2 separate regions of the Homo sapiens genome follow, and region 2 is linked to region 1. A link is a loop called in an ENCODE intact Hi-C map of the cell type or tissue named here. Cell type or tissue: heart left ventricle. All regions are shown on one strand. Each heading gives the region's core, and the rest is flanking DNA. Links, peaks and the distances in the headings are about the cores only.

Evidence for each region. Hi-C counts contacts between places; a loop is a spot of excess contacts. Peaks named below come from ENCODE experiments on the same cell type or tissue, not always from the same donor. Only the 100,000 strongest peaks of a DNase experiment are listed, where the experiment ranks them.
Region 2: it touches region 1 in a loop (7-fold over the local background); 9 of 110 quality-filtered maps call a loop at or near these places.

What each region holds. Positions count from the first base shown.
Region 1 is chr16:72,824,145-72,840,457 of GRCh38, reverse strand. ZFHX3 (zinc finger homeobox 3) reads left to right here. Exons shown (of 10, transcript NM_006885.4): 5 at 10,599-10,679. Among named protein-coding and RNA genes, the nearest start is that of ZFHX3-AS1, 170 kb to the right of the region's middle. RefSeq lists an enhancer at 7,171-7,340. In heart left ventricle, for the core only: a CTCF peak has its summit at 7,723; a DNase peak (open chromatin) is centred at 7,707.
Region 2 is chr16:73,870,101-73,886,413 of GRCh38, reverse strand. It overlaps a transcript of ZFHX3 not described here. Among named protein-coding and RNA genes, the nearest start is that of PSMD7-DT, 340 kb to the left of the region's middle. RefSeq lists a silencer at 7,470-7,764. In heart left ventricle, for the core only: a CTCF peak has its summit at 7,587 (motif pointing right); no DNase peak of the experiment used is centred there.

The sequences.
Region 1 (16,313 bases), core at 3,688-11,687:
AACTGTGTCTCCCCAGCATTGCAAATGCCTTGGGCCTGCATGGCCGCCCCTCCATCTCTCCTTCCCTGGCTGTCGTTCTTGTATAGATTGCATCCATCACCGTTGACGCTCCTGTTACGAGAGCCATCCCACAAGGTTTCACTTATGCCCATTAGGTTCTAATCACCATCATTTAATATCAGTTCTGGTACATCCTGTTCATTTCCCATACACCTTCATTTGTATATAGATGCTTAAGTACACTTACAGGCCCTCCTTGACTTTTTTTCATCCATATATTTCCAGTATTTTCCAATTAAAAATAAATAAATAAGGAAACGGATTTTTTTTTTTTGCATTAAGCATAAGATCTCTCTCTGACAAGCCAAGTCAGTTTTGATTCAGAAGGAGATACCAGTCTTCTTTAATGGAAACTGTTAAATTTTTTAATTTACTCTCTATCACTCATGTGTGTTTATCTGTCTTGTCTTCTCCCCTCCCAGCATGGAAACCTGGCAGTGTTTATTTCCGGCAGGTTGTTATTGAAAGACAGATGCTTGTAGGGACTGCTCAGCCTCACACCTGGAATGTTAAAAAGCTTTCAGGCAGGTCTGCTCTGTTGAAAAATGTCCCTTCCTACAGAGGAAGGGGACAGGAGGGAACGGGTACCCCATCAGGGAAGCTCCCCTTCTTCATCCCCCCCACATTGTCATGAACCCCCAATTCTGACCATAAATCTAGACACCCTAGATGATGCCTCTGAATCCACAAAATGGTTAATTCTGATGAGCAAATAAATACTCCATCGAGACCTTCTTCTATCAACTCCAGCTTTTTTTTGGGGGGGGTGGGGCTTTATCAAATTTTCTGTCTTTAAGACATTACTGTTTCCTCTCTCTCATCCTCCTCTCTTTCTCAGTAGCATACTGGGTTGGAATCATTTTTCTTGACTCCTTTGTTTTTAACGAGATGGGGGACACCCTTCTTGGTATCAAGGACCTTCTATTTTGCATGCCCCTTCTTTCTAGAACATTCCAGTTTGGTGTGAGGTTAAACTGTGTAAAATACTGTTTGAAAGAAAGGAGAAAAAGAGAAAGGAACTTGTCAAAATGCATTTGTTAGATCACGTTTTAAATGAAGTACAATTGAAGGTAGTTTTTGTCCAAAGAAAGGAAAAACCCCTGCAAATCCGCTGAGCTCCCAGAGAGCGCGCCTCCTTTGTCGTCGCGCTGACATTGAAGTGTAATTTTTCATGGTTATTTGGACTGGAAAATGGGGGGGGGAAGGGAGAGATGGGCCTGCGATTATTTCCCATAAATGACAACACAATCACATCACGCTCTGCTACAGACATGCTCGGGGAATTTGCCTTTTTTACATTTCATGTGTGAAAGTAACAGCAACAATCATGGCTCTGTAGAAATCCAAGGGAACTAATCCCTGCTGAATTCCGTTTACTTCAGAGTTCTGGGACATAGCTAGCTTTCTTACTTAGCGTGTATTCCGAGAGCGTTTCAGGGTTGGGTTTGTATTTTACAAACTGGAACTCACACCTTTCAGTTATTAAAAAAAAAAAAAATCTTCCTGTGAATAGCCACCAGGCGAGTCCGCGACATATTTCGTTCCGTTGTGCTTTGTCACCGCACATTTACTTTTATCCTTTCTGGATTTCTGCAGGGGGCAACCCAGGTGCTTTTGCTAAGAACACAGATAAATGGAACTTGTTGCAATACTGGCTCTAGGCGTTTCCTCCCTTTTTCTCCTCTCTTGACCCCCACCCACCCCCGTAATTCTTGTGCGGTTTTGACAAATTGTTCAAATGGCCAAGTGGCCTTGCCTGGGAGAGGAAAAATGGCAGGACCCGTCCCTCACCACACAACGGCAGCATTTTTCACTTCATGCTCTGGCGTTCTGTGCTGTTCCCACAGGAGGGACGGCTGAAAGGGGAAATTTTCTCGGGGAGGCCTTAATAGGCCCTGGCCACTTTGGACTCGTAACAGGCTCTCTCCTGTCAATGCTCAAGTTGGAGGTGAGGTAAAGTAAAAAGGCAAATGGAGAGGCTCCCCCAGGCTTGCATTCTTGTTGAGCTGGGCCATACTCTGCCCAGCAGGGGCCGAACACGCAGCTGCAGCCTGGCCCTCCCTTCCCAGGCTGCCTCTTGCCACACAATCCCCATTTTTCTTGTTTCTGTAAACAGTGGTAAGATCTTCAAATATACAAAAGCATAAATGGTCTCTATTCTCCAATTAGTCATTTTTAATAATACCCAGAGTTGCTTTCAGAGTGTTGATTCTTAGAGCCTGATGCCAAAAAACAGGGATGGTGGTAATGGGGGACAGGAACGGGGTCAGGGTGGGGGCGGTAAGGAGGCTGAATTCCTTCAGTGTGGGGTTTTCCTGCAGGGCCTCCCTGCTGCAACCCCCTTGGAAGCTGGCAGCTCTCCACCACCTTTCAAGCTGTCCAGAAACTCCAGGCGCTGTGGCCCCAGGTGTATTTGGTAAATGACCATCTAGTGGTAAAAAGAATTCTTGTGGTAAAATGATTACTTAAAGGATCCATGTGAAAAAGAGTTTGTAGGTCCAGGCATAGTGGATCACATCTGTAATCCCAACACTTTGAGAGGCCAAGGCAAGAGGATCACTTGAGCTGGGGAGTTTGAGACCAGCCTGGGCAACACAGCGAGACCCCTATCTCTAGAATTTTTTTTTTTAATTATTTGGGGATGGTGGAGTGCACCTGTAGTTCTGCTACTCAGGAGGTCAAGGAAGGAGGATCACTTGAGGCCAGGAGTTCAAGACCAGCCTGGGCAACATAGTGAGACCCCATCCCTACTAAAAATACAAAAATTATCTAGGCGTGGTGGCATGTGCCTGTAGTCCAAGCTACTCAGGAGGATCGCTTGAGCCCAGGAGTTTGAGGCTACAGTAAGTGATGATTGCACCACTGCACTCCAGCCTGGGTGACGAAGAAAGACCCCGTCTCAAAAAAAAAAAAAAAAAAAAAATCATCATTGGAGCCAGGGCGCATGTCTGAGTTTTCCATGACCCCAGTTTCTTTCTGACCCCATCTTCTCCACTTTTAGAGGGCTGAAATCTGTTTGTGTCGTTGTCATCTTTGAGAAGGCAGTTTTGTTTAAAACAAGCTAGCAGTTTGTTAGCAGTTTGGCCACTTTGTTTTGGTAAGCCACCAGGGTGGGAAAATTACCTGTAGGAGCATTAGGCTGACCTCTGACTGTTTAGTCCAGCAGGTGGAGAGAGGTCTTTCACATGGCAGAGAGATTAAGTGGGTGAGAAAATGGAAAAGGATGAAGGCAATGGCGCCCCTGGAGGGAGACCTGCCTCTGTTTTTCCCACACTCTGTCCCATTGACTTGGTGCACTTCGGTCCTACTGAAGAGGCAGCTTCTAGAGGCCCGCAGGAGTGCGGGAGGCCCATTTGCTTATCATACACGCAGAGAGCAAATGGGCATGAATGTCTCGAGCTTTATTCATGCGCTGGAGTTTGCCCATTGGAAAAGAAATGACATCCTGAGAAGGTGGGAAAATATTACACTTCTGATGAGTAAATAGATGCTCCAGCTGTAGAGCCCCTGCCTGCTTTCTCCTGCCCCCACCCTCCCACACACATCTGCACTCAGTCTTCACCCCTTCGAGGTTTCCTGCCTGGACTACCATAGGGTTAGTTAGCTCAATATGTCCCACTCATCAGTGCTGGTTTGGATCCCAGGCCCTTCCTCTTGTGATCTGGCGTTTTCCTCAGTAAATGTATATACTCTGCTGAGAAGTAGAAGATGGAATGGGCAAAGTTGGTTGGTGTTTTTTTTTTAATTTAGATGATTATCCACAGAGGACTTCCATGGAGATTGGCAAATTCCCTTTTCCGTGTACATACATGAGAACATGCAGTCACCTTTACTAAGATGCTGAGTGTACGATGTGTGATGAGAACAATTTGTATTTGTGGTAAGCAAAAACCACCTTGATTTAAGGGAAAATTCCCGAGGCAGGGCATTGTTACCCAGAAGACCTAATCGCTTGGAAGTTACCTCTCGGGCATCTAGCCAGGTTGTCAGGGCTGGAAGAACACCATGGAATAAAACCAGGGAGTAAATATTTGAGATGTGTCTGGGATGTTGCAGAGTAGGTTGCTACATTCTGGGTCTGGCTGTCACGGTACAGGTAGGATATAGCTTGGGGCTCATGGAGAGTCACTGGCAGGACTTGTGGTCACTATTCGATGAGACTCCACTTGCTCGAAAGTCACAGAGGGAGAATGGCATAGGGAGTGGCCCACCTCCATCGGTGTAGCCACAAAGATTACCACCACTAGCCTCTTCCTTCCTGGCTTAGAGAGAGAAGACGGGAGTAGAAGTAACAAGCTGGGAGCAACACAACTGCCCGTCCACCAGCATTGCAGATTGTGTTCCGTTAAAAGTTTCTATTGTAGCAGAATTATAACGCACTGGATTTTATTTGAAATAAGTGGTCTAGGCCTTAGTAGTCATCTTTTATATTGTGGGATTTGATTTGACCTGTATTTGCAAAATAAAGCCTGCATATTCTGTAGAATATTTGCAGCCAGTAGAGGTTTCCCATTGATAACAAAATGCCAAGAGGATTGGACACGCTAGAGTGTTCTGCCCTCGTTTTCCAGTTGTGCCAGCCAAGGCTTAAAGAAGACAAGTGATTGGTCAGGGTATACAATGAGTCTCAGGATGCCGCACCTACACAGGAGTTAGAGGAACGAGAGCGAGGCACATCCCCGAGTCCTTCCTTCCACCCACCACAGAGACACCAGCAAACGCCACTTGTAGCTGCCATCCTCCGTGTCAGTCTTGATGGTCAGAGTGTACCCCGCCTTTCCCACCTGCTTCAGTGGTCGTCCTTGGGTTAATTAGGTTGAAAATGGAGAAAGGAAAAGCTTTAACTCTATCTTCAAAGTAAGCAGATAGGTTATTTTGTTTTTCAAAGAAGAGGTCCTATATACAATTAAAACTTGTTTCTGGTAAACCTCATTCCAGGAAAGATGAGCTTTTAACAAAAGGCTTTTGACAGCTGCAGGCTATTTCATTTTTTTTAATGCCGAATGAAAAATCAATACATTTTTCTGGGTTATACATATTCAGAACAGGCCTGATATTTCCATTATAATGGAAAGTGGGTGTCTGTGCACATCTCGCCTGTCAGAGCTGCACCGCCGCATTTTCCAAGCCACTGCTAAATATTTCAAACCTGATTTGATTGTGGTTCATGACAGCTAATGTTTCTCAGCTCTTGAGCCTGCCGACAGGCAAACGCACTTTATTTCACCCCCACCCTCAAACATCCCACCCTCCAAAGAAAAAGGAAAGAACAATTTCATTCTTCGGGGATCACAGATTGGTGTATTATTTAAGTAACATGATCATGTGAGAGCCTCGGGTACAGATACCCTGATTCTTAGGAGAATTTCCAAATTTCTGTCACACTGAGGCACTATGGGGGCTTTGTCAGGTTTGGGGAAGGTTTGAATTAATCTGCATTATCCTGTTAAGAGTTAGGAACAGAGGGACTAGTCTTAATCATTGATTGACTCCCCTTCCTTCAAGCTTATAAGTGATTCGTAGAATACCCGCCGTGGACACGTCACTTGGCCCCCATTATTTGGGAAAATAGTACCTTTTTTTTTTTCTTTTTTAAACAGCTAGAACATTTTCTTGGGTGATGCGTTTGGGGAGTGCATACAGTGAGGTTGCGGGGTTGAATGCTGGCTTTGTGGTGATGCCACCTCTATTTTTGGCTTCTGCCTGGTGCTGCTTTCGCGAACCAATTTCCAGGTTGTTCATAAGATTGGTGCAAATTCCCATGGGGCTGCCAGTTGGCATGCTCTCCTCCTTCAGGAGCAGATTTCACCACCGATGGGGGAATTGTGCAGTCACCTTTACCAAGATGCTAAGTATAAGGTATATTAAGAGATCAATTTGCATTTGTGGTCAGCAAAACCACTTTGATTGAAGGGAAATTTTCTGGGACTGGGGTATCATCCCCTTAACTGAAGCTGTCCTAGGAAGCTTTCCCCTTTAGAAGGTATTTATCTGCTGGAATTCTTGCACTTCAGGGCTCTGCACTTAGTCAGGAAGCCTGAGTGATGAGCAGGCTGGATTTTGCCAGGCACTAGTAAGTAAGTGCTATCTGGGAGAAGCAGTTGTAAAAAGGAGGTGGTGATGGAAAGAGTTTTGTTTTGTTTTGTTTTTGAGACAGGGTCTCACTCTGTTGCCCAGGCTAGAGTGCAGTGATGCAGTCATGGCTCACTGCAGCCTCAACTGCCTGGGCTCAAGTAATCCTCCCACCTCAGCCTCCCAAGTTAGCTACGACTACAAGCATGTGCCATCACACCCAGCTAATTTTTGCATTTTTTGTAGAGATGGAGTCTCACTCTCTTGCCCAGGTTGGTCTCAAACTCCTGAGTTCAAGCAATCCACCTACCTCGGCCTCTCAAAGTGCTGGGATTTACAGACATGAGCCACCATGCCCAGCCAAAGAGGTTTTTTAAAGGCCTTCAGTCACTGTTGAACATGGAAATGAAAGGCAGAAGGGACCCTAGGAAGACACTGCAGTTTTCCAGTATTTGCTTTTATTTCCCTAACTCTTTAACATGAAAACACACACAGGAGGGGGTGCTCCAGTTTGAGGCTACTGTGGGCTTCCGTATGGGTTTTAGAGACACCTTCTCTGGTGTCTTCTAAAACACAGAGCTGTCTGGGAGGCATTGGGCCTGCTACCTCCTGCCCAGAACCAGGGCGGGACTAGGGGAGTGGGGATGACCTTCTCTCCCAGGTCCTGGCCACGCCCTTGGGAAAGCATTCCTGGTGTGCTCTGGTTGGGATTGGAAATACCATTAAATGCTTGAAGGAGAAGATGGTTTTGATTTGTCTGTTTCAGCCTTAAAAATGGCACAGTGGCTGTTATGTGTCTTGGTCTCTTTTTCTGTAGGAAAGACAGGATTTTCCAGATAAAACCGATCATCAGTCCATCAGGTCTTCACTTGTTCCCACCATCTGTCAGTAGCTAATATTATAGGGGAAAAAAATCTGCAGCCTCTGTAATAATGACCCAGCCAGTTACCAGTGACTTCGCAGAAGAGGGGGGAATGCAATCCATGATCTGTGGGGGGAAAAGCAAAAAACCTCCCCTCCATTCTCCAGCACGTGTGTATCAAATCTACATTCCTAAAGAGAACAAGGGCTAGATAACAGCCCTAGGAGCTTAGCGTGTGGACGCAGATCTCTGTTTCAAAGCGGGATGCTATTTTGCCCCTGGTTCCCACGTGTTTCCAGGGCCGGGAGACCAAGCCCTTCCCCAGGCCTGGCTCTTGGTAAGCAGCTTGCTTTATGCTTTCGGAACCAATAAAACACACCCTGCCTGCAAAGCATCGTGGGCCTGAGCTGTCCAGACAAATTTTCAGTTTGCATCTCTGTTTTTTAATCATTTCTCTACCTTTATTGGTATTCAGAGCTCACAGTTTTCCGGTTACTGTCAGCCTGGGCTTTCATCCATTTTAAAGAGCTATTTTTCCTCTTGCTGTTGATGATGATGGTATAAAGACAGATGGTGTAACTGCTTATGAATGTCCTATTTTATTTCTCCAGGACCAGACAGTTCACTTGAAGACATATATTATTTCCACATGCTCAGGTTAGGCGGTCCAGACTCCTCTGCCTCCTGCAGCCAGCTGCCCTTCCGGGCCTCGCCATGCGGAGGGCGACACCTGTAGGTCCTGGATGGAACTGCAGGGATGAGCTGGCTGGGCTGAATGGGACCTGCTTTTTAGGTGGGGGTGGGGGACTGAGGACACTGATCCCCTTGAAAGGGAGCTGGCTTATCCAGGATTTTCGTAATCATTTCTTCTTCTACCACGCATAGAACAGCCTTTTAGTGAATGAATCACAAATGATAATATTAAACCTAGGAACTCAAGAAGAGGACTTGATTTGTAAATCTTTTTAAAAAAAGAGATAAGCAAAATAAGTTCTTGAAATAACCTCTTTCGTTGATCCTCTCATCGGAACTCAGCTGCCTTCATTTTCTGCTTGCAGTAGGGCAGGGAGGGAAGAAAGCAAAAGCCCAAGTGGGCTCACAGAATGAGAGCTCCAGGAATATTCACAAAGCAACATGCAGTTTCCATGCTTGATGCATCAATGATCTGCTTATACATTACAGTCTCTAGTTTCTCAACAGATTTGTTTGGTAAGGCTCAAAGAATTGGGGTCAGTGTTGGGTGACTGTGAGTTTTTAGTGCTCTGCTGTGATAGCTGCAGGCTGTATAATGTGCTGGCTTGGAGATGGCCCCCCAGTGGGTAAATCCCTTCCCATGTCTGCTGAGCAGCACCTTCAGACACTGCACATCACCATCTCAGGGTGTTCTGTAGTTTGTAGGTATCAGACTGTCTTCATCTAAGGTGGTCATATGTATGCACTAGAGATGAGAGGCCATTGAGCCATCTCTTTGCCTAATCAAATTTGATTATCCCATTTATGCTGGAGATTGCAAATTTTTTGTGTGTGAAAAATCAGACCTTGGCGATGACCTTGGGCAGTAGGATATAAATAACTCCTACAAGCTTAGTGTTCCAATAATGGAACAATAGGCATAAATGTATCAACACTACAGATATTTTGTATCACAGCATGTATTGGGACAAATAAGGGTCCTTTAAGGGACCTAGCTCATCTGGGTAGACCGAATGCAATAATATTCATTGACCGCACGCTGGTATCACCATTCAAAGATGAATTTTATCATTATAGTGTTGAACAATTTTATTGAAATCCTAAAAATGTGCACAGAACGTCCCACCTGGACATAATGAAGATAGTTCCTGTGTCACGCTGTGTAATTTGTTATTACTCTACTGACACCTATACATGTTTACTCTACTAAATGATGTATGGTGTCAATGTGGGGCTCTATATCTGATTGACTTCAAGCTGTGGTTGCCTGATTTTTCTCTGTTTGAACTAAGGGTAGGGTAGGGAAACTTGATGTTGACTTTATTGTGCAGTGAGACAAAGAAGGAGACAGAGAAATTATATGTGGAATCCTGAGTTGGAGATGAAAATAAACAGTACCGTATTTCACCTGTATTCCCAGTGACTGCCTCATAAACTCCCTCTTGGTGGTAAGGAAGAAAGAACGTTCCGTGACACTAGTTCAGTTTTCCAGACCTTGGACCTCCATCATCTCTTGAGTCAAGACAATCTGATTCTAAATAGACATCTTCTTCCTCAGTGTTTTAGAAACCCTTTGAGACCAATTTACTTTGTACTCCTGTTACTTCCTTCGTGAGATACATTTAGAGGCTGTTTTCTAGACAGTCAGAAGGCATGACATTTAGAAAAATGGAAAAGTAGCATTGGGGTAGAGGCTGTTTTCTAGAGGGTCAGAAGGCATGATACTTTAAAATACTGAAAAGTTGAATTGGGGTTGGACAGACCTCTGGCGGTGCTGGATAGAGGCCTGATCCAGTGTTCTAAGCCAGACCCAGTACTTCCTTGCTGGGGTCTGGTCTGCTGACAGATGTGGGCATCCTTGCCCTCACGCCTGTGTACCTGAGAAAATGTGCTCTTCACAGCCTCCTAATAATTTCATCTTTATTAAAATTATTTCACCTTGGTTTGTCCACTTTATTCATTCCCTTAGCCCACTCTTACTGAATGCATGTTTTGGATAATGTTTCGGAGGGCCAGGAAAGCAAGAGAGAAGTGTCTCCCCTTCTTTCCCTCAGCATCTAGAGTATCTTATTCTCTTCTTCCCCACTTGGCTGAACGACATTTGACTTCATAAGCAGCCTAGCGTTGGCAGCCGTCATTCTGCCTTCACTGTAGCACTGTGTACTGAACTGGAGAGAGGTTTCCTGCATTAGTTTTAAACCCGTAGTGAGTGAAGGATGGAATTGCTTCAAAAAGAAAGTGTACGACTCTGTTACAAATTTTTATCCCTTACTCTACAAATCTCACTTCCCACCACTGCCTCCTGGCATGTTCACAAGATACCATTTGGTTTCTGGAACTCTTCAAACTGATGAACTCATATCACTGATATTCTGTGACTCTTCGCAACCTGCATGACTTCCAACAATTCCCACACACTCTGGCACATGCATAGGCACTGTGAGCCCTGTGAGGGGTCAGTGACTGGGGCTGGTCTAGGCCAGTACCAGGAGGCTTTGGGAATGGAGCTAGGCATGAAGTGAACAGGTGGCCATGTTTTGCATTTTCAAGTGTAAAAGACTTGCATGCAACTTCAGGGATTCAGGTGGAGTTACTGCTTCAACCAGGATTGGTTTTTCAGTTAGAACTACTCAAGCGAAGCATTCAGAATCTATCTGGAAATACCTAATGGCCACACATCTGGAGCGAGTCACAACCTCATACCAACTGTTTACCCAGAAGGAAAGTCCCCACTGCTTACCCAGACCTCAGTATATCCTTAGCACCGTCAGTCTCCCAGGGGCCTCTGGAAAGAGAAGGGGGACGAGTCATTGGTGTCTGTTCTGTCGTTGGCAGTTGTTTGCAACAGAGGCCAAAAGTCCTTCATCTTCTTTTTATTTTTAACCCTTGACATGTTTTTCTTCTGTTTCAGAAGAAGCCATTGAAGATGTTGAAGGACCCAGTGAAACAGCTGCTGATCCAGAGGAGCTTGCTAAGGACCAAGAGGGCGGAGGTGAGAAAGACCAGGGCAAGTGGACAGGTAGTGTGTGTGGCTGTCCTTGAGCCTTCTCATCTTTCCTTCCCTGGAAGAATGGAGCTAACAAGTCAGGGAGCGGATACATCCTTAGTCTGCCCAGAAAAAGGATGAGTGGGAGGGAGATTTCGTTTGCTTCTTTGAGCAGTCACCTTTATTCTTCTTTATTATACTACATTATACTGTAGTTTTTAATGGTTAAGCTTTTTAAGTGGCACCAAAGCCAGCTTGCTTATTGAGTATCCAGGTAAGTGCCAAGCTGTGTGCAAGGGCATCTGGGTGTTGGTCACATCTCTTTGGTGGCTCTTCACCAAAATGCCCTTGATGTCATTCTTCCTCTATTGAAGGTCCAGTCGCTGGTCCCACCTGCTCCCAAGGCCAGTGGAGAGATTTGTCATGTGGAACTTGATCAGGGTCACCCCTGATTCTTAGCCTCAAGATTCTCTAAGGGTCAGGCACAGTGGCTCATGTAATCTCAATACTTTGGGAGGCTGAGGTGGGAGGATCACTTGAGCCCAGGAATTCAAGACCTGCCTGGGCAACATAGCGAGTCCCTGTCTCTACTAAAATTCAAAAAAAAAAAAAAAATGCTGGGTGTGGTGGCACACACCTGTAGTCCCAGTTACTCGGGGGGCTGAGGTGGGAGAACCACTTGAACCCTCAACTGGAGGTTGAGGCTGCAGTGAGCCCTAATCATGCCAGCCACTGCACTCCAGCCTGCGCGACAGAGTGAGACTCTATCTCGGGGAAAAAAAAAAAAGATTCCCAGCTGAGAGTAATGGCTCACGCCTGTAATCCCAGCACTTTGGGAGGCTGAGGTCGGCAGATTGCTTAAGCTCAGGAGTTCGAGACCAGCCTGGGCAACGTGGTGAGACACTGTCTCTACAAAAAATTAGGCATTGTGGTGCACGCTGGTAGTACCAGCTGCTTGGGGGACTGAGGTGGGAGGAATGCTTGAGCCAGGGAGGTCGAAGCTGCAGTGAGCTAAGATCATGCCATAACACTCCAGCCTGGGTGACCAAAAAATAAAAATAAAATAAAAATAAAAAATTACTAAGGGAGTCAGCAGTGAAGGGTGGTCTTTGTCCTGCATTTGGGGGCCTGGGCAGGGCCCTGCACAGGTGGTGCCTGCCCTGCATATTCTTCCTGTCCTCCCCCTCCCCCAGGGTGAGCACTCATGTGCTGAAATCCACCCAAAGGGGAGACAAGCAGTGCAGCCAGGCAGGGGGACATCTTACCCAAAGCAGAAGACATTGAAGAAGCCAAGACAGGAAGTGCTATTTCTGGAAAAACTGGTGTTGAGAGAAGGAGAACGGCCATTTCTCAAGATGATAAGCTTTCTATGTTGAGGGGAAGAAGAGCTGAGACTAAAAAAGCTTAGGGTTTTTGAGGAGGAGCAAAGTCATTTCAGAGAAGACTTAGGGGACAGTTAAGCCTTCTAGAAAATAATAAGAGGAAATGATGTGACGGGCAACAAAAATGATTTTATTTGGTCAACCTAATTCTTACTACCATTATTAATATTACAATACTTTTGTTTTTGAGAAAATGTTTACTTTCTGGAGTCCGTATTCGTTGGGCCTTTGTTACTTTTCCAGGCATGACTGTTCTTAAATCATGTTCGGTGTTGGACTTCACTATTTAAACAAGATACAGAATCTTGGAGAGAGGCCAGAAGAGAGCAATGAAAATGACTGAAGGGCTGAGAAATATTGCCTTTGAGAGGAGGCTGAAGAAATGGGTCATTCAGCCTAGAAAAGAGAAATTAGAGAGGTAGTACAATAGTTCCCAGATATCGGGAGAGATACGCAGGGCGGGTGATGTACCACTGTTCAGTGTTTCCTGGGAGACACAGAGAGGGCCATACTGCAGCCGAATGAATGGGCAGCACACCAGGTGGATTCTACTGTCCACTGTGCTTAGCATTCCCCTTCAGACTGGCCTGTGTGGTGTCCAGAAGCCTAAACTCCAGAAAACAATGAGGGTCAAACACCCTAGGCGATGTGTAAGGTAGGACCGAGGAGTGGAGGATGGACATCTGTGCTCAAAGGAAGGCCCTGAATGTAGTGGGGGACGTATCCTCCTGTGGGGCTTTGCCTGGACCAAGATCCCAGTTTTGCCTCAACGTTGAATGAGAGCTAAACAAATGGTTCACACGGCAATTAAACAGATCGCCAGGTGAGCTGGGGAAAAGGATTTCACAAACACAGTTTGAAGACTGGGTGACCTTCTGAGCCATCTGTCCTTTGTTGTCACGATTTGGGTGCTTGATTTCTAATCCTGGCTCTGCCACTCATTAGCTGTGTGACCCCACTCAAGGTACCTTGACCTTTCTGTGCCTCATTTTCCTCAGATGAGATGAAGATTAAAAATAGTACCTATTTCTGTAGGATTGCTACGAGGATTATTTGACTATGGGAAGCTCCGAACAGTGCTTGGCATGTTGTAAGCTCTATGTAAGTTGTTTGTTTGTTTAATGGTTTAGTGATATATAAGATGAGGAAAACTGGTAGCAGTTTCTCTTTGGGTCCTCTGTTGCAAGGCAGCATGTGGCTCCTGGGAATTTTGAGCTGAGGGAGAAGCAACATACAAGCATTTAATGGGATCGTGCGAATGATGTTTGGTGCGTATGTTTCGTGCATTTTGTGTGCTAAGGGCACTACGGAAATAATAAACAGGAGCCACCACTTGCAAAGTCCCTACTCTATGTGCTGCCTTATGCTAGCCACTCTATATGTGCCTCTCTAATCCTTCCAACCAGTTTAGGGCAGCCTTTGTTGAGAGCAGTTCAATTAAATCTTACTCAGAGTGTTTCTGATTCATTGGGAGTGTGTCTTCACAGCACTAGTGGACATGCTAGGCAATCAGGAGACTACTAAAAGACGTAAAATGAGCACCATAAAAAATGAATGTCCTTAATAAGGTTCCACTTTCTCATGCATTCATTCAAGCACCAGGCCTACTTAATCTTTACTTCCAAAAGACAGAGAGAAAATGAATGAATGAGTGATTGAATGAATAACTCAGAGATGCACCTTGCCAGCTGCACAATAGTAAAGAGAGAAGGGAAAATTCTTTCCCGACTCCTGCAAATGATCCTCTTTTGATCCGAAGCATAATTTTGTCTATAGTATCTGAGTGTGTAATGACAGGCTTTATTAAGGTACTTGGGCCGATTTGATCTTGGAATCGATACAGGTGCCAGCAACCTCCTCTGAGCTTTCTTCTGGATCCTTATTATTTTATATATATTTTTAAAACTACGTTTGTTCTATTCTCTCCCTAAATTGAGCTGTTCCTATCTGATTACATGTGACGGGGAATGCTTCCTCCTGGCAAGTAAATAAATAGTGATTTCACAATCTGTTATGTTGATTAGTGGCTGTTCATGATGCAGATTAATAATATTTCAGATGGGCCTGGATAATTGGCATTTTCTCAGCTACTGATTTTGTAGTTTTGGGGTTTGTGCAGGAATGGGTACTCTGTACTGAACACTTTCAGCTATTTATTTCTACATTTGGAGTGGGCCTCCTGGTTTCCTTTTTGGGGGTTCCTCTTTGGGATTCTTTTATTCAGATGTCAGGTCTTTTACCCTGGGTGGCAGCACAGCAAGCAAGATAGTGATCTGAACTGAGGTTGGGTCAATTCCACGATCAATGGCTGAGTCCCTACCCCATGCGAGGCACTGGGCAGAGTTCCACTGATCACAAATTCAGTGAGATTATAGGGCCTGCCTTCAGGGAATCTAACATTCTTCTGGGGATTTCAGGAACGCCCGTAGTCGTAAGACCGATATTACTATAGATCAGTGCTGTCGAATGGAACTTTTGGTATGGATAGAAATGTTCTGCATCTGAACTGAACAATACCATAGTCATTTACCACATATGGCTATTGAGCCTGCAAAGTGTGGCTGGTACCACTGAGGAATTGAACTTTAAATTGTATTTAATTTTAATGAATTTAGATTTAAGTAGCCACATGTGCAGCTATAGATACCCCAAAGGAACAAAACTAACCCTGAAAGAATGCATCATAGGTACAGCAACTTTCTGGTAATTATAACGGCTGCATAAAGCTCTAACCCTGTGCCAGGCACCATTCTAGAGCTTCACACCTGTCCTTCCCAGCAGGCATGCCATGAATTGCTCACAGGTACACAGGTCCTGCTTCATCTGTTTATCCCAATTTGCCATCATTTTCTGTGTGTGCCATGATGTGAAAAAAAGGAAGGTAAGAATCTCTAGCACATCGCCAAAAGGTATACAGACAGGTTCAGATTTACACACTGGCTTTTGCACTTATTCTAACTTAGGACAGAGCCCAAGCTCTTACCAATATACCATCTCTCAGAGAAGGATCATTTTCAGTTTGATCATTAGATCTAGTTTTCATCTATGTCTAAGTATAAGGAGTAGCAGTCTCCTGACATTGTACAGTGATCATAGTAACACGATAACCACCAGGATGTTCAAAATGAACTGGATTATCAACCATGGATATATGTCTTGTAAGGAGCTGGCGTTGTGCTCAGTCTGAAAGCGGGATGGTGATGTGGAAAGACTCTAGATTTGGAGTCAGGAAGCCCACCAGCCAGCAGATGACCTTGATTGAGGCACTTGGCCTCTTTCGGCTCAGGTACCTCCTCTGTGAAACATGGACAGGGGATATCCACTAGTCCCAACCGCCTGAGAGTTCCAAGAGGGTGAGTGGTAGCACATGAACAGGCCCTTGCGGGCACATCTTGTCAAGGAAAGTGTGATGTACTCCTGTGGGCCAGTGAAGGGTACAGGAAGGTTCTTTGTTCTCTTCCCTAATGCACAGCCATTGCCACTGTCCAACTTTGTGGTTTTCTCTTTTGAAACATGAAAATGACCCTTGTTCTCTTTTACCAGAATAGATTTGAATGTGTGTATTCTCGAATGAAGAGCCCCCCGTGTCAGCAACTGAGCAATGATTAATGCAGTGATTATCCAATTAATCATTATTTGCAATAAGTTAAGTGATATACAATTAATGTGATGCTTTATCACCAATAATTAGGGGAAAAATTGAACTCTTGGCAAAGAATCATAGCAAGATGGTTATTTAATTCCTGTAGTCGTCATGGTTTCCAGCCACAGAGTACCAGGCTGAGTCTAGTTAAGGTAATTTGGGACGAGATGACCAGAGGGTATTGGTGCTTTTGAAAAATGCGGGTTGGAGGGGAAGCAGGGAAATAGCTCAACTTGAAATGACACCACAATAATGCTTCAAAAATCCCTGACGTTCATATTTTTGTAAATTTTTGAGTTAGAATGGTAGTTTGAGTGTTTTCATTTTTCTAAAGGATTGGCCTGAAGGGATTTTACTTTATTAATTTTTTTAAATCTATGATGCTCACCTAACACAGCAATTAGTGCAGTGGAGCGTCCCTGATTTGAATCTATAGAAGATTGCTATTAAAGGAAGTATTAATGGGCTGGCAAGGTCTGGGTGACTGTTAGGGAAAAGTACGTTTATGGAATATGGTGCTGGCAGGCATGATTCCAATCGGATTTGACATGTTTAACATAAATGTATAGCGTATGGCTCCTGCTGCATATGAATAATTCCTACAGACCTGCTGCC
Region 2 (16,313 bases), core at 3,395-11,394, 1.0 Mb before region 1:
TGTGTTTAAAAACGGTAACTGCAGATCCCTTTCTTTCAAATGTAAGCTTTTTTGAGGTTATCTGACTGTTAATTTGTGTCCTCAAATAATGGGAATGGTGTTTTTTTTTCCCTCTTAAAATTTGATAATATTAATCCATAAACGAATTCTGGTTTATTTTTAAATATTTAATTTATAGTAAATGCTTTAGAAATGCATTTTATTTTTTAAAAAAGGAAGTAACAGAATTTGAGGTGTAGGTTTCAATCTGTAACTTCAAACAGATTTAATAGTCTTTTATTTTCTGGGCTCCAATTATTTTAAAAGTCATTGACGATTTGTTACCTTGAATGGATTGTGTAAGGTTCAGGATTAATTTGAATTTGATGAATATTACATTGAATTCCTCCCTATAGGCAGATGTATTCAGAGGTGACAGTATACAGGCATATGGATGGAAAGGAAAACTTCGCTCTAACATTTGGTCAGGGAAAGTTTGTTTATAAACTGTACATTTGGAGGGCAAATTTCCCTCAGTCAGGGGGGTACTTACTGCTTTTTGATGGGCGTGGGTGCATCAGGGTCTGGGAGTGAAAGTGACTTGCAGTGTTTAACAGGGCAGTGAAGGGGAAATTACAGATGGCTCATATTATATCTCCAGCAATTTCACTGAAACAGCAGAATTTACTTTTAAGGTTTGTAACCTCCTTTTAAGTCACAGATTTTCCCAAACCCTGTGATAATAAAATACAATCTACTTTACGGAATGCTTTTATTATTATTCAGTAGCCCTTCTCCCATCACCTTTTTTTGTTACTGTTTTTGAACAGTTTGGTGGGAGCATCTTTAGACCCCTGGAGGCTGATCCACGGAAAAATGAAACAAACAAAAAGAAGTAGATCATCACACTTTCTTAGAAAACACCACTTCCCCTTTTCAGAGATTCAGTGAGATCTAGAAAGGCTCATTTTGATACTTCTAATAGAATTATATAAGTATAATGCACAGCTGGGATAAGCTCAGCCATCCACAGCGCAGCTAGTTTTTGAACATTTAATTTTATATTTGAATAATTCTCCAGATCGGGCTATAATCATGAATGTCATATAAAAAGTTTTTTAAAAATAAATTACATTATTTCACAGATGTGCAAATACTTCTGAGAAAAAAATTACATTGATCAGTTTTTAATACCCCCCTGTCTCACCCTTCAGTCAAAGGGAAAAATAGGTTTTTTTCCCATCTTTGTCTTCAGAAAGGTGCTAGATTGTAAACATCTGAAGGAAATGAAAGGGGGTTGGCCAGTCCACCCCAAACTCTTTCCAGATTTTCAATCCTTTCAGCAGCAGACTTCAGTTTTCAGAAAAGAGGGAGGGTCTGGGTGGGGGGAAAGAAAGGGGATGTCTCTGTTTATTATTAAAATTTAAAGCGAAAAGCATTGCTATAACTGGCTAATTTTGAATCTACCAAGTTAGAGGGCTTGAACAACAGGAGGCAACATTTAGGTAATGTGTATTATGCTGATTTGGAAAAGATAAGGCATTTGCAGCTAATTAAGTTCTAATTCTGGGAAGAGGACAATAAACAATAGATGACTATCATTACTTTTATTGTTTCTGAAACAATAGCATGTGGATATTTAATTCAAAAACTATTCAGATAAACAGGGTCATTTTTACTTAGGCAGAAAGATTCTTATTCTTTGTAGAGTGTTTCTGAAGCATAGTCTATTTATTACAGTTTAAATAAAGGCATTTCGGAATGTCTGTGTTTTGCGAATAAAGACTCTGAAAGCCACCACTGAAGCTGTCAACCGTGGTCATTTCGGGAATAGTCATCTGTGGTTGGAAACACCACTGGTACTCAGGGCTGAATGAACAAAGTGCTTTTGAATCCAAAACAAACAATTTAATTAAAAGTCTAAACTGCATGATTTTTCCATGTTTCTTTTGTTAACAGCTCCAACCAAGTCATATGGCATGGCCTCCACACTCCTGTAAGATTTGGGTATTTGATATGTTGTCTTAAAGATATCCTGAAAGTGGAAAAAATTGCATTAGCATTTAGTCCATGGATAATAATTTGGTTAAGCTACAGTTTTTCAGGACTTCTTTATTGGCCCACATAACCAATTTTTTTTTTAACCAAAACACTGAGCATAATATACAAAAATAAAACAAGGTGTTGTATTCAGATCAGTAGGTACAAAATCATAATTGCCCCTTTGTCTTCCAGAAACCATACAGGCCTGATACACAATGAGAAAAATAATCTAAAATGTTGGGTTTATTTTCAATATGCGAGTAGTATAAAAATATGCAAGCTCTGATCACAGTGTGCTGGAAACTACTTCACAAAAATGTGTAACGAAAGCTGTTACTCTATGTGTGGTTCACGTATTGGGACAGCTGTGACAGCCTGGTACAGTTTAACACTTGTTCAATTATAAGAAAAAGAAGGGAACTTGATTTAGATAAGAATCTCAAATAATCCTTGAAATTTCCAAAGTAACTTCTCCTTCTGATCAAAATTGTAGCTTTCTCCAAGTTTCTCCCCTTCTCTTTTCCTATATTTTGTGTCCTACTCACTTATGGAGACCTTGGCAGTAAGAGGCACCCTTGACTTGACCACCTCATCCTTCTAACCTTTGCTTATCTTTAGTTCTCACAGGGGCTGGGTTATAGCTATGTGCAAATTATTTCATATTTTAGGTGTCTTTTTTATAAAAATATTCACTTAGGAAATCCCTAAGGAATCATCTAGTAGCTGGCCACACTTTTCCAAAACATGTCTGTTTGTTTTCAGGTGATTTTTACCGCGCCTTTCTGGCAGATGTATTTTTGTACACGGAAGAAAGGCTGATACTGAGGTTGGTAGCAAACCTTAAGTTCTGAGAATGTGTGCACATGTCATTGTTGTCTGTAGCAACTGATTGATGTGGTTGCATTGTGCGTGTGTGTGATTGTATGTATATATCATGTCCACATTATAAATACATATTCATATACACACACACACACACACACACACACACATATATATGGCTTATGTGCTACTGTGTTTATGCACCAGCTAAACTCATTCCTGGAGTAACAGAATACACAGAGAACATAGGCTGCCAGACGTCAAATTCCTTTTGTTTAGCTGAACTTTGTATTTTCTAAGCTGAGTTGTTTCTGCAGTTTGTTATGTATGTAGAGTTTCATGTGTTAATACTGCATATTTTGAATGACATATTAATAATGTTTTCTTGATGTTCTAAAAAGTCAGCATCTTAATGTCATTCTGAAATTGCCCACCTTAAAAAAAGAAAAACAACAACCAAAAAACCACAAATATCCCAGCCTTAAGCTAATAGAAATCATGTAGTTTTTTTTTTGATGTGAAAGACTATTTTTTTTTTTAAAAAGCTTGACTAAAAATAATAATCTCAGGCATTTCAAAAAAACCCAAATCCCCAGTGTTTATAACCAAGGCCCACTGGTAGACAGCAGGGACAAGTATGTTTGCATCAAGGGAACAAATGACCCACAAGCTTCCTCTTGCAAAGTTGCCTGTTTTGGCTTCATGATTCCCATTAACTTTACATTATTTAAGTCTTTGAAAGTGGATGGAATAAACAAAATGCTGAACTTTTTTTGAGTAGTTGTTTCGGGACACTTGGCACCCAAGAAGCTTAAAAAAAAGGTCTGTCCATTAAGAATCTGGCTGGAAAGGGGAAAATGGGTGAAAGCTATCTTTTTTCATTCAATCGTGGTTGATGTGGGTAATTTAAAGTAGGATCCTGGAATTTCCAGACCCTGGCTCTATCTTCTAAGTCATTTCTGTACCTGGAATAAAATGTTGCTGTAGAAATTATTGACATAATAGTCCCCATGAGGACTCAGAGCCATCAAAGTGAAATCTCACAATAAATTCAGAGGCCACCTGGAGAACCGCGGTTAAAGAGCTTTTTAGAGATGGGAAAAAAAAAACTTTAAAAGCTTAATTCTTCTTAAATATAAGTTCACTGATCATGTTTCTGTACCACTTTCCTAGAGTTTAGTTCTTTACTTTTAGCTTTGTTAAATAATCCTTTAAAGCTTTTTTGACAGCAAAAATGCTGCATTTTGTATAGATGACATCACTAGTCCAACTCCAGCCACACTGAAAGCCAAGAGGTTACCAAGCAATAAACCTCAGTCGGGATTTCTGCGTGTCTCGGGGCATAAAAGCCTTAAAACGTGAGGTGGGTCTTACTGATCTGTGGGACAAACAGTCCTACTGTAATACCAGAAACATTATTGATCAGTTTGGGGGGAACATTTTTTTAAAAGCTAATTAGTCTTTGCCGAGTGGAATTACTAATGCCGTTTTACACTTAGCACTTAGCGGTGCTTTTCATCTTCAAAGTGCTTTGAAAACATTAACTAATTAATCATTAGCTAATTTAGCAACTGACGATAAAAGTTAAGAGACTAAGAGACGGCAGACTCCACGAGCGTTTTCTGCACAGAAATCCCTCTATATGAAGCAAAGGCAGGGAAACTGGAGGGGAGCTGCGGGGCAGGTCACCAGGTGCTAGCAATTTTAGGGGACACTGCTCAGGTAATATCTGCAGAGAACAGAAAGAAAATCCTTTAGATACACACTCTTGGACAATCTTAACAGATAATAGCCAGCTTCTTTTTTAACTTTATATATACATACGCACACACACATATATATCCCATCTCCATCTAAAATGTATATGTGTATGTATACACACACACACACATATAGCACCAACTAAGTAGTGGGAACCCTAGCAAATATCCAGAATATATCAAGATGCTGACAGTTAAAAGTGTGGTTAATAACATCAATATTTCCTAAACAGATAAAAATGGAACAGTGAAGCTATAGACACTTTCTCTTTGGACTCCAAGGGCCTGCTTAGAGTAGCAGTAACCATGGGCAGAGTGGGGGGGGGGGGCAGAGAGAGAGAGAGAGAGAGAGAGAGTGTGTGTGTGTGTGTGTGTGAGTGTGATCATTACCAGCAAACCTTCAAACCTTCCTGGGTCCAATACGACATAATCCATGAATTCTGCCCTGGAAATCAACTTAGTTTAGGTAAACCTGATGCAGAAACATAAGAGAATTCTCCTGCATGTCGTGACAGACCGAATTCTTTCCAGTGGGGCTTGTCTGCTCCGCACTGCAGCCCCATCCATTATGTGAAAATGGTTCCTTGTTTCTCTGAGATATCAGCGGACCGCACAAGCTGAGTTTCTTTAAAAATACAGAGACAGTTCATCTATAGACTTATTCTGAATGAGTGAGTATGTGTGGTCCAGCTCATTTAAAGAAAGAAACACTCCACAAAAGCCACCAGTCTTATAGAAGGTGCTACCAGGGACTGCATATTTGAAGAGCGGATGTAGTACTTTGTATTCAGTTCCTTCCCAATGCCACATACCCTTTGCCTGTGACATGGAAAAGTAAGATTTCAGAATATTAGAAAATGTCAAGTGTTAAAAATGTGTTCATACTCTTCTCGCCTATATCATCAAAGGGTTGGTAAATAAGGGGTGCAGAGACATGTCGTTTACATTTTTCAAGGTATTTTGGAAAGATTACTATCCGACTGAAAACTTTTCACCAAGCAAACTTTGATATTCTTGGTAGATGTTAAAAAGCAACAGAAATAAATAGACCAGGCACATCTAATACAGTAGATCAGTTACTGCAAAATTATTTTGTGTTCTGTTGGAGACATTTAAATGGAGACTGCACACACCTTCTGGGATGAGACTTGAGAGATTTTACTCTTAGATAGAAGCATTTCAGGTTAATACAGAGCTACACTGCTCTAAGCCTGAACTTCACTACAATTTTAACTTCACTAGCCCTCTTGAATATAAGGCCTGTGTCTCCCCAGACTCTAACTTCTTTTCTTACTTTTATCCCAATCTCATCTTTTCTTACAGAGTGATAATTTTTAAAAGCTCCACATTGAAGTTGCAAATTACGTCAAATCCTGAAATTAAAATGTTGTACTTTCCTGTTCAGATTTCCTGTTATAGGGAAAAAAAGAGTTCTCATTTAAAGATGACCTATTTTTCAGTTTATTATTTGCCTTTGAATAGTGAAGCCCCTTAATTTAAACACTTTGAATAAAATAGCTCCGCAGCCCTCTCTCCCATCCCCCATCTAAACCTCTCTGCCTGCCGGAAGATTTCATTTTGATGGCAAAATTTTTCCCTTGCTTTTTGGGGCAAATCTGACAGCGACCTTCCATGAGCCAACCTCTTCCTTTTGTTTCCTCCGGAGAACTTTCAAGGGAGGCCTTTGGAAAGGTCAGGAATGCTCATCAGCCCTGAAGTAATGGAACGTGTAGAATGGAGATTGTTACTCTCCCATTCACGCCGATTCCACCATGTTCTTAGTTCCTTTAAAAATGTTGTTTCACACACCACCATGAATCAAAGCCAGATAGAGACTGGTGAGAACTAATGTATATAAAATTGAAATTAGGATCCTATAACAGTTGTTATCAGTAGGGTGTAATTTTGCCCCCCTCCTTCCCCAGGGGACATCTAACAATGTCTGGAGACCTTGTTGATTGCTTTAACTGTGTGTGTGTGTGTGGGTGCGCCAGTGGCAAGTAGTGGGTAGAAGCCAGGGACACTGCTCACCATCCTACAGTAATTATCTGGCCCCAAATGTCAACACTGTGGAGGCTGAGAATCCCCGCTGTTTACTTACACTTATACCTATACATGGAAAATATTGGCAGCAGCTTTTAGGCAGGAACTTACTCTCTTTTTGCTAGTACTAGTGAAAACAAATTCTTATTTAATTACAGTGATAGTCCCTTCTTGCTTCTTAACTATTGCCTGCCTTAACTGGAATTGCTTCATCTAGAGAGTGGAAAATGGTGACCCTACCTCCTTCCCATTTCTCATTTTAAAAATCACAGGGCGAACCAACCAGAATGAAAGGGAAGCGTGCAAATGAGCAAAGGACATGCCGGTGGAAATGTGGGAATGGCTTACAAAACCTCGGTGAATTCTTATTCTTAAAAGGGACCTTAGATTCTCCATCCCATACCGCATAAGAACATATAAAAAGAGACTTTGTGCTTATGAAGCCGGGGGCTTGATCTGTGTCTGCTTTTTTTTTTTTTTTTCTCCACCTGCTCCTGACCACGATGGTAGTCTTTCCTATTGTGATTTTAGGTATTAAAAAAGAAAAAAAAAACCTTTTGCAGAGCAAATGCTAACACAAACTGCTTGCGAAAAATCACAAGCTAGAGATTGCAGAAAAGGACCCCAAGGTCGCTCGCTGCTGGTGATTATTTTTCTGGGTGTTGTTAACTTGGTCCTCAAGAGAAGTTGGAAGAAGCTAAAAAAGAGAGGCTTTCGCTGGAAATTAAGAAGCAAAATGCTGGGAGGAGATCTCAGAGGAAGAACATAATGATCTATAATAGGAACTGATGTTTCCACAACTATATATATATATATATATATATATCTTATCTTTTTTGAACAGTGAAGGATGTAGGACTGGATGTCTTTCCAGTTACATCTATCAGCCTTTTAAACTAGCTCTGCTGTTTCAAGTGACGTTGAACTTCACTTTTCCAGTAGATGGCATTGTAGTCTGTCCAGTGGAGAAGAGCTTCCTTGAACCAATAAGACTTAATTTTTTTTTCTTCTGAGCAGCTTCCTTGATAATGTCCCCCCTCCCTCTTGCATTAAATACTAGCTTGAGGTTATAAATAACAATCTTGTTTTCGCTAGTTACCTGTAACTCTCAAAAGATTTGACTTAAGAAAAAGAAAAAAAAAGAAACAGTAGATAATTTAATATCCCTATATCAAATGAAAAAAATATAGACTAGATCTGGGAGTATGGCATATGGATAAAATATGCAACTGTTTCAAAATGAGAGCTGATTCTGGTCTTCCTAAGTCTACTTTTCCTATTAATCCATTATGCTTATACCATTTTAGTGTCGTTGTGAAGAGAAGGCTTAAAAAAGTTTTACTCTGTGTCAAAGATTTTTCAGATACAATAGGTTCTTCTTGGCTGAACCCCTAACAAACTTTGCATCTTCTTTATTAACTGTTTTCAAACTCTCTTTATAAAAAGTAATCACCTCTCGGTTTCATGTATATTACCTGTGGGATGAACAATTGCATAATTTTTGGTGAATTATAAATATGATTTTCATGATATTCTGTTTCCTTCATTTAAAACCATTAAACCTAAAAATAATAGCACCAATCGATTGAACCAGCAAGAGTTGTCATTGCTTGATGTTAGAAAAAGGTGCCAATATGTATTTTATTATTATTACTATTATTTTGCTTAGTATTAAATGAGGGTCCCTCACTTTAAGTAGTCAGAATATTACACTGGGTTTCAACCAAAAAGAGAAATGATGGTATGGAGAAGATATATATATGTATATATATTTCTAAAAATCTCATGATGAAGCTTTCTCTGTTAAATATCTTTTTTAAATAAAGAGATTGGATATGTTAACCATTAGAATCAAAATGGATTTTCTTTTTTGGGGGGAGTTGAACTTTGAAGATGAAATCACCATGTTTGTGTATGTCTTTGTGTGTGTTTTAATAGAATCTGAGTTGTCCCTGAAGAATCCTTTTTATCTGTGAGGCTTCCATGTTCTCTTTTTAAAAATATTTTGCTAAAACTTTAATTTTTTTCCTCCGAACAAAATCCTCTTTCCACTGAATATAATCTATATTTCCCTGATAGTCATTTGGTAATAATATTTGACTTCCATTTATCAATACTGTTTCTTTCTATTATTTTTAATCACAAGATTATGAGCTGTGTATTTAGTTATTATTTAAGCTAAATGGTGTCTTTGGCTGTTAGCTCAAAAAGATAATGTCCCAATATCAGGATTAAGTTTTCATCTGTATCAACTGGCTTAAAAATACCCAACTTGATTCCTTTTGAATTAACTGAGTCTTATTTTATTATATTTTTTCAATATCACCAATCACCATAGTAACCACTAGCTGTCAGTTCAGCTTCTGACATTTTTCTCATTTGGTAAGATTTCAGAATTGCCATCCTCCCTGCCAACATGTCATGAACAAGAAAAAAAAATTGCATGAAGAATCTAATGGGTGTCTGGTCTGATTGTCCTCATTTGTGGCAGGAAAGACAAAAACTGATGAATTGTGAAATGTATTCAGAGGGTTCAAGGAAGCAAGTGCCTGGGACCCCCCCCCGACCTAACCCCCCGAACCCAACCATCTCGTTTCTTTTTGTTATGCTTGATGCACCATACATGCTTATTGTGACACTTGGGTTTGTAGAAATTTAAGATTAACAATTTTTACATTCACCCTGCTGATCTCTCTCCCTTACCTTGTTGTTGTTGTTTTTTTTTTTTGAAAGTCATCATTAAAAATAAAGTTACCAGGGCTCGTATTTAGCATGATTTCTCACTCGTATCATAGATTTTTTAGTAAGTCCAAATTGGCTTCACAATATTTAAGATGTGCTTGCAAATGTACAACTCTGCGTGGGAGCCAGATGTGGACCGTGAACCCACACGGTGGGTTTTGTGTCTGTGTGTGAAGGTGGTGGAGAAAGGACATTAGACCCATTTGAAAAAAGAAACAAAGCTCATTCTAGACCTCTTCTAGGGGGTTGTTTTACATGGTTAAGAAAAGTAAGAGAAATGCAGTCTTTTCTAGTTCTTTCCAGCATTCTGGTTTAACAAATGAGTAGGGAAAAAAGCCTATGCTAATGAATTCCTACCCCACATATCCAACTGGGGAGTTGATTAAAGGAACTATTTCTATACTCAAGTATTTTCTCCCTTTTGGTTTCCAGACTTATTTTAGCAAAAAGCAAAAAAAGAAAAGTGATAATGTACTTTAGCTAATGTAAACATACAAATTATTGAATATATGTTACTGATAGGATACACACATATACCCCATATGTGGATCTTATCACTGACACTTAGGCATGACATTTAATATGCATGTGGTCTGAATACAAGTAAATGTATTAAATATATTAGCCTGTGTCTGCATGCATACAGATGGTCATCGTGTTAACATACTCTTTAGCTGCCTAGGTGTACATGGGTGTGGTAAAACTTACGTGTTTTTCCAGAGGTTTTGTTTTTGAGCTAGATCAGTCTTAGAGGATATTTTTTTCATGACTGTCTACAAATTCAGACTCAGCAGCAGGAACTCATTCCAGAAACATAAACCTGATTTGATAAGCAGCTGCAGAATTCAGTGCCTCTTTACTAACGGGTGGACAACCCCAGGATCACGCATGCAGGGATTGGGATGTTTCCATTTCATGTTTCATACGCTGTGGCTTTAGCTCCTTTTAAAAAATTCAGACACTGGACGGTTTGGGGTCGTGTTGTAGAATTTATTGCAGATTTTTATGTACCAGTGTATTTAAATATTACTATGGCTAAGAAGGAATGGAAAGGCCCAGTGAAAAATATCTCCATTAAGGACCAAAGTCTCTTAATTTAAAAAGCAAAATCATGTGTATATATTTGATGCCATTTATATGAATATTAAAATATTTAATGTTCGGTGTAGGTGGATTGATAACATGGTTTTGTCATTGATGATTAATGGTGTGCCAGAAATATACATGCGTAACTGCATACATATGTATCTGGCTATCAGATGTGTGTAAAATAAGCAATCCGGTTCATCATGCTTTTGTTATTTGATTCTTTTTAAATTTAAGCACTTTGGAGAAACCAAATGAATAATGCCAGAATGTTTGCTGCTATTATTATGAACAAATATAACCCTTGAGAAATAACTAGAAAATTGATATCGAATCTCAGGGTATATTTCAAACACATATTTGGAAGTGGAAAAATAGGAAGTATTTTTTGAATACTGGTAAATAAATTTACCTCATAAAAGAAAAAAGCCAGAAAAATATAAATCTTTTAATAAGAAATAATAATATTTTTATATGCTGTATTTTAGAATGAACGGTGTAAACAGAATATACTTTAATGCCTTTATGCTTGATAAGATTTATAACAATAATCAGCAAAACCTTGTAACTGTGTTTGCACCTTACGTGCCTTGAAGCCATTGGATCTTGCAGTTAATTGTATAAATTCCATACACTATGGGAAATCATGATGTATCATTTATATTCAGCATGTGTCATGTGTATAAATATTAAAATATATTAGCCAAAAATGGCTGATTATTCCTCAGACATTTTGCGATAAATCTTATCTTTTTATGGGTTGGGTGAGGGAAACTAAATATTTTATGTTATTTGGAAATACTCCTTAAACAACCTAGATTTATTATTAACATTTTAAACATTTATAACTGCCTTAATGTATTCAGAGTCTTAGCTCACTTAACAGCTATATACCCGGGAAAAGTTCTTTCTGTATGCAGCATGTACTAGCAGTTGAGACTTCACCGTTCTTCAATGTAGTGAATATACAACTGCCTCTGTTGCCAACTGTATGTATATAAAATACCCATTTGTGGATATGTTCAGAGTTATATGCCATTGCTATTGCAGACCAAGATAGGAATAGCATAGTATTTGTGTGCCCAGGGATGTTTTGAAATCTATATCATTGTAATCCTCATCTTTATAAAAATTCTTTAATCTACCCTAAACAGAAAGGCAGGATAATATGTGAATTTTTGTATGTGAATATTCAGTTTTCTTTTCACTGTGTACTTGAGATATTTTTTAAACGTGGGTGGTGTATATTCAAACACAAACAGGTAAGTCAAATATACAAAGGTTTGATGTAATAGCAAATGTAAAAAATTAGGGTGTTACATATTTATTGAGACTGATAGAGAGGCATAATGAATAAACAAACACAGGATTGAACTGTTTTACAAATGTATTTGGCAACTGCCCGTAGCAGTGAGTGTGTACATTTAGAGGGGAGGAAATGTCAGAACAGAGTCTTGTAAATACATGCAGCTGGAAAGAATAAAATAAAAAATGATGACTAGTGCTGACAGGCAGACTTGGGGTGTATGATATACTTTGTTCATTTGATTCTTAGAACTCAGTCGGGGGTTAAATTGGAATCCAGACATCAAAGAATTCTTCCACCAGACCCAAATTTTGCCCGTATAATTTTTTTTCTTACAGTTGTCATAATTTTAGCTAATTTCACAGTGCAATAAATTTTTACCGTTTGAAGTCTTTTTTCTTCCTAAATATGCACACAGTATGTATATAATATATCTTATGTGAACTCCCCACACACTTGATACTGGGTACACCTACACTTAAAAATGATAGGCACACACATATGTAGATTACATATGTGCCTATAATATGAATGTTCACAGACAGAGGAAGAAATGGCGTAGGCAGCTATTGCATTCATCTGACCCTAATCCTGAGATATTGAAGAGAAAAGGCTGACTGTTTTCAGTAGCAATACCTTTGTTTCTTTTTTTTTTCTTCTTACTTTTTTTTCCTCTCCTGACTGTTGTGTCTGAAAATGTTGGAGGCATGTGGTGCTGCAAATTTGGAGCTTTTGCAGATTTCTGTATGATTTTTATCTGAAGGTCAGGGCTGAGGAAATACATCAGGTGGGGATGTTTGCCGTTTGCCATTTAGCCTTCCTCCTCTTATCAGATTATTTAGTCACGTGAGCCACAAACAGGGAACTCCTCTAAAGAGAGAGTAAAAATCAACATTATTTGATTCATATGCATTTTTTTCCTTTCTAAAGAGTCATAGCACAATTTCCATGTATATTTAACTTTCAACATTCCTTAGGTTTGTAGGCTTATGATTATGATGCCATCTACCATTTGCATTTCTCAAATAAAAATGTTAAAGGTAAATATGTTTTTTTTCTCTGTAAAAAGTAAAAACAGTGATAAATCACATCCATAAGGGAATGTGTCATTTCTGAGCCATTGGTGTGAGCTCACTATACTTCGTTTTAGCTTAATATGCCACTTAGGATAAAGAAACACATAAAATGAGTGGGAGGATTTTCTCTATTTGTGTTTTCCATGGATCTAAGAGTCTTGTTTTGTAGTTGATGAACTTGTTGCTTTTCAAATGAGATTTGCTGCTGCACACTTGGCTAATTTGGTCACCACCACCCACTACCACCCACCACCCACTACCACCCACCACCACCCACCACCCACCACCACCACCATCCACCGCCACCCAACCACCCACTACCACCCACCACCACCCACCACCCACTACCACCCACCACCACCCACCATCCACCACCACCCACCACCCACCACCACCCACCACCCACCACCACCCACCACCACCACCATCCACCGCCACCACTACCACCCACCACCCACTACCACCCACCACCCACCACCACCACCATCCGCCACCACCCACCGCCACCACCATCCACCACCACCGCCACTCACCACCCGCCACCCACCACCCACCCGCCACCTGCCACCACCCGCCACCATCCACCACCCACCACCACCCACCACCATCCACCACCCGCCACCACCCACCACCCACCACCATCCACTGCCACCCACTGCCACCACCCACCACCCACCACCACCCACCACCTGCCACCCACCCGCCACCCGCCACCACCCACCACCATCCACCACCCACCACCACCCACCACCCACCACCATCCACCGCCACCCACCGCCATCCACCAGCTACCACCACCACCAACCCCCGCCACCACCACCAGAGTAGCTAACCAAGTTATGGTTTCCATTCCATGAAATTAACCTTGTTTATGGAAGCCCCACATGGAGAGAGAGTTTCATACCATGAAAGGTGTGAATTAAGTTTTTTAAAGATAACTGTCCGACAATTCATGTACTATTCAGAGGGCATGCAGAGCCAAGGAAAATGAGCTTTGTTTCCTGATATTAAGAAAGGATCACCTGGCCTGGCAGTGGCTCATGCCTGTAATCCCAGCAATTTGGGAGGCTGAGGCAGGCTGGTCACTTGAGGCCAGGAGTTCAAGACCAGCCTGGCCAACATGGTGAAACCCCGTGTCTACTAGAAATAAATAATAATAATAAGTTAACTGGGCATGGTGGCAGGCACCTGTAATCCCAGCTACTGGGGAGGCTAAGAGCCTGGGAGGTGGAGGCTGCAGTGAGCCAAGATCACGCCACTGTGCTCCAGCCTGGGCAACAAAATGAGACTGTCTCAAAGAAAAAAAAAAAACAGGGATGTCCTCTCTTTTATATGGGGAGTGATTGGAGGACAGCAGCCATATTGGAGAATAAGCAGCATTCAGAATAAGTGTTGGTCATGGCTTTTGGGAACCAATTGCGGAATGCCTATTGGCTTTCGAGATTATTGGGTCACTAATTAGGGTTCACATTCCATCCAATCATTCACTTACAATTCAAAATGTGAATATTGATCGCAAAACTGGGTGTACAATCTTACAGTTAGACCTATAAAAAATACTCGGTGACCTTCATTATGGTGAACCTGCCAATTTTCATAAGTACAATTACTCTTCAAAATAATTTTCAGGGAGTATGTCTCATTGGGAATTATTAAGAGGAAGCCCAGTTTCATTTCCATAAGCATCTATATAGTTCAGGTGGCTCTGTGTCTGCTTGTTGCTTTTCAAGGTGATTATTTATTTTGTTAGCAAGTCTAACTATGGTCTCACTATGAAACAACTACCACCAGAGGTATCTAATAGGAACTTCATTTTTTTTTTAAAGAGGGATTGATGAGAGACTGCCATAAGCTTTGTTATGCTGGCCTTTGCAAAAGATAAACATTTGCTTTCCATCTTGATGTCATCTTTTCAGGTTATTATTTGGTCACTAATTTATTTCACCATTAGCAAATTATGGGAGATGACTGCTTGGATGCATTCAAAGCACCAAGGGGCTGTGGTCCTGTGGCTATTTCAGGCAAAGTCATAAGCACACACACTCTCTCTCTCTCTCTCTCTTTTTTTTTTTATTGTCCTCCCAGGGAGCAAAATTTGAACTTAATATTCCATGAAATAAGCCATTGTAATCACGTTGGGTTAATAGAAGAAGTAAAATTGCCTCTCCTCTCACAAGACATTAGAGCAAGGCTGCGTTATTAAAGTTTTCTTGCGGACAGGCGGTTTAAAATATATCCTCAGTGGCTGACGCAAGTCGTTTCAGTGTGGATGACAGCTTTTCAGATCTTAATAGCCTGCTCATTCCTGGTGCACAACTTTCCAGCATTTCTTGCTTTCCAGTCAGGGTGTGACATGAGGGCTAAAATCCAGTGTAATTGAGCACCATGTGCTGTGCCAACCTTGACCCCCTAAGTAGCTTTATGTAAATTTGTGTCAATAAGTAAACAATTACAACTTGTAAACACTATTGATTTGGGATACCTATTCTCATCCGTCTGACCCACGAAAGTCTCTTGCATGGCTTCCTTGCAATCTACAGCTCCCTGGTACATACGATATGGTCATGAGAGTCTAGCAGGGGTATTGGTTTGTGAATTGTTGAGTCAATGCAAAACACGATTCAGATTAAAAAAATTGCCCATTGAGTCATTGTTGGTTTTATGGTGATCTAAATATAAGGAAAGGTTTTAAGAAGAAAGTGGGGAGGTATTTATGTGTCTTTCCTCCACCCACGCCTGAGTTGCTGCCTGATACCTGCTGATGTTCGTGCTCAGATATAGCTAATACAGGGAGAGCAGGTGCTGCCCGCCGGGCCCCACAACAAACTTCAACACTTCCACAGTCCTGAATTGACTTTGAACTTAATTTGAATTGGGGAATAGAACTCAGAATGCACTTTCCTCTGAGTGACTTTTTGAGCACAGAGAAGGAAGAGGAGTGTGCTCTCAGACGCTTTGCAAATGCCATTTTCCTAGTCAAGTCTTGTCCAAGAAATAAAGAATAATGGGCACTTGTCTGGCTATTCCTCAGTTCCTTAAAAAAAGGGGGATTTGTTTTGAGCGTTGACGTGGACTAGTGTGAAGCCGCTTTGGCTTTTTCCTCCTTCCGCCCTCGTTTTGGTTTCTCTCTCCTTGAGTCTTGTCTCTCCTCCGTAGGACTGAACAGATGCATGGCACACATGTGGGGCGGACGCTTCGTGATTCCCAGGATTGGCTGCAGGCAATGCTTTGTTACTGCCATTGCCTTTGGCTTGCTAGTTGAGATGGAATATGTAACTTGGATGGCTTGTCTAATGCCCAGTGGTACGGGGGAGATTCTCTCGAGGTCCCTGAATTGCACACAATGCAAACAGCAAACCTTGATTGTATGTAAATTGATTATGAGGGACCTATCTTTCTTTATCCCTAAAGATGACATATAACTAGGTTTCTAGTGAGGAAGATGGAAAAGATGAA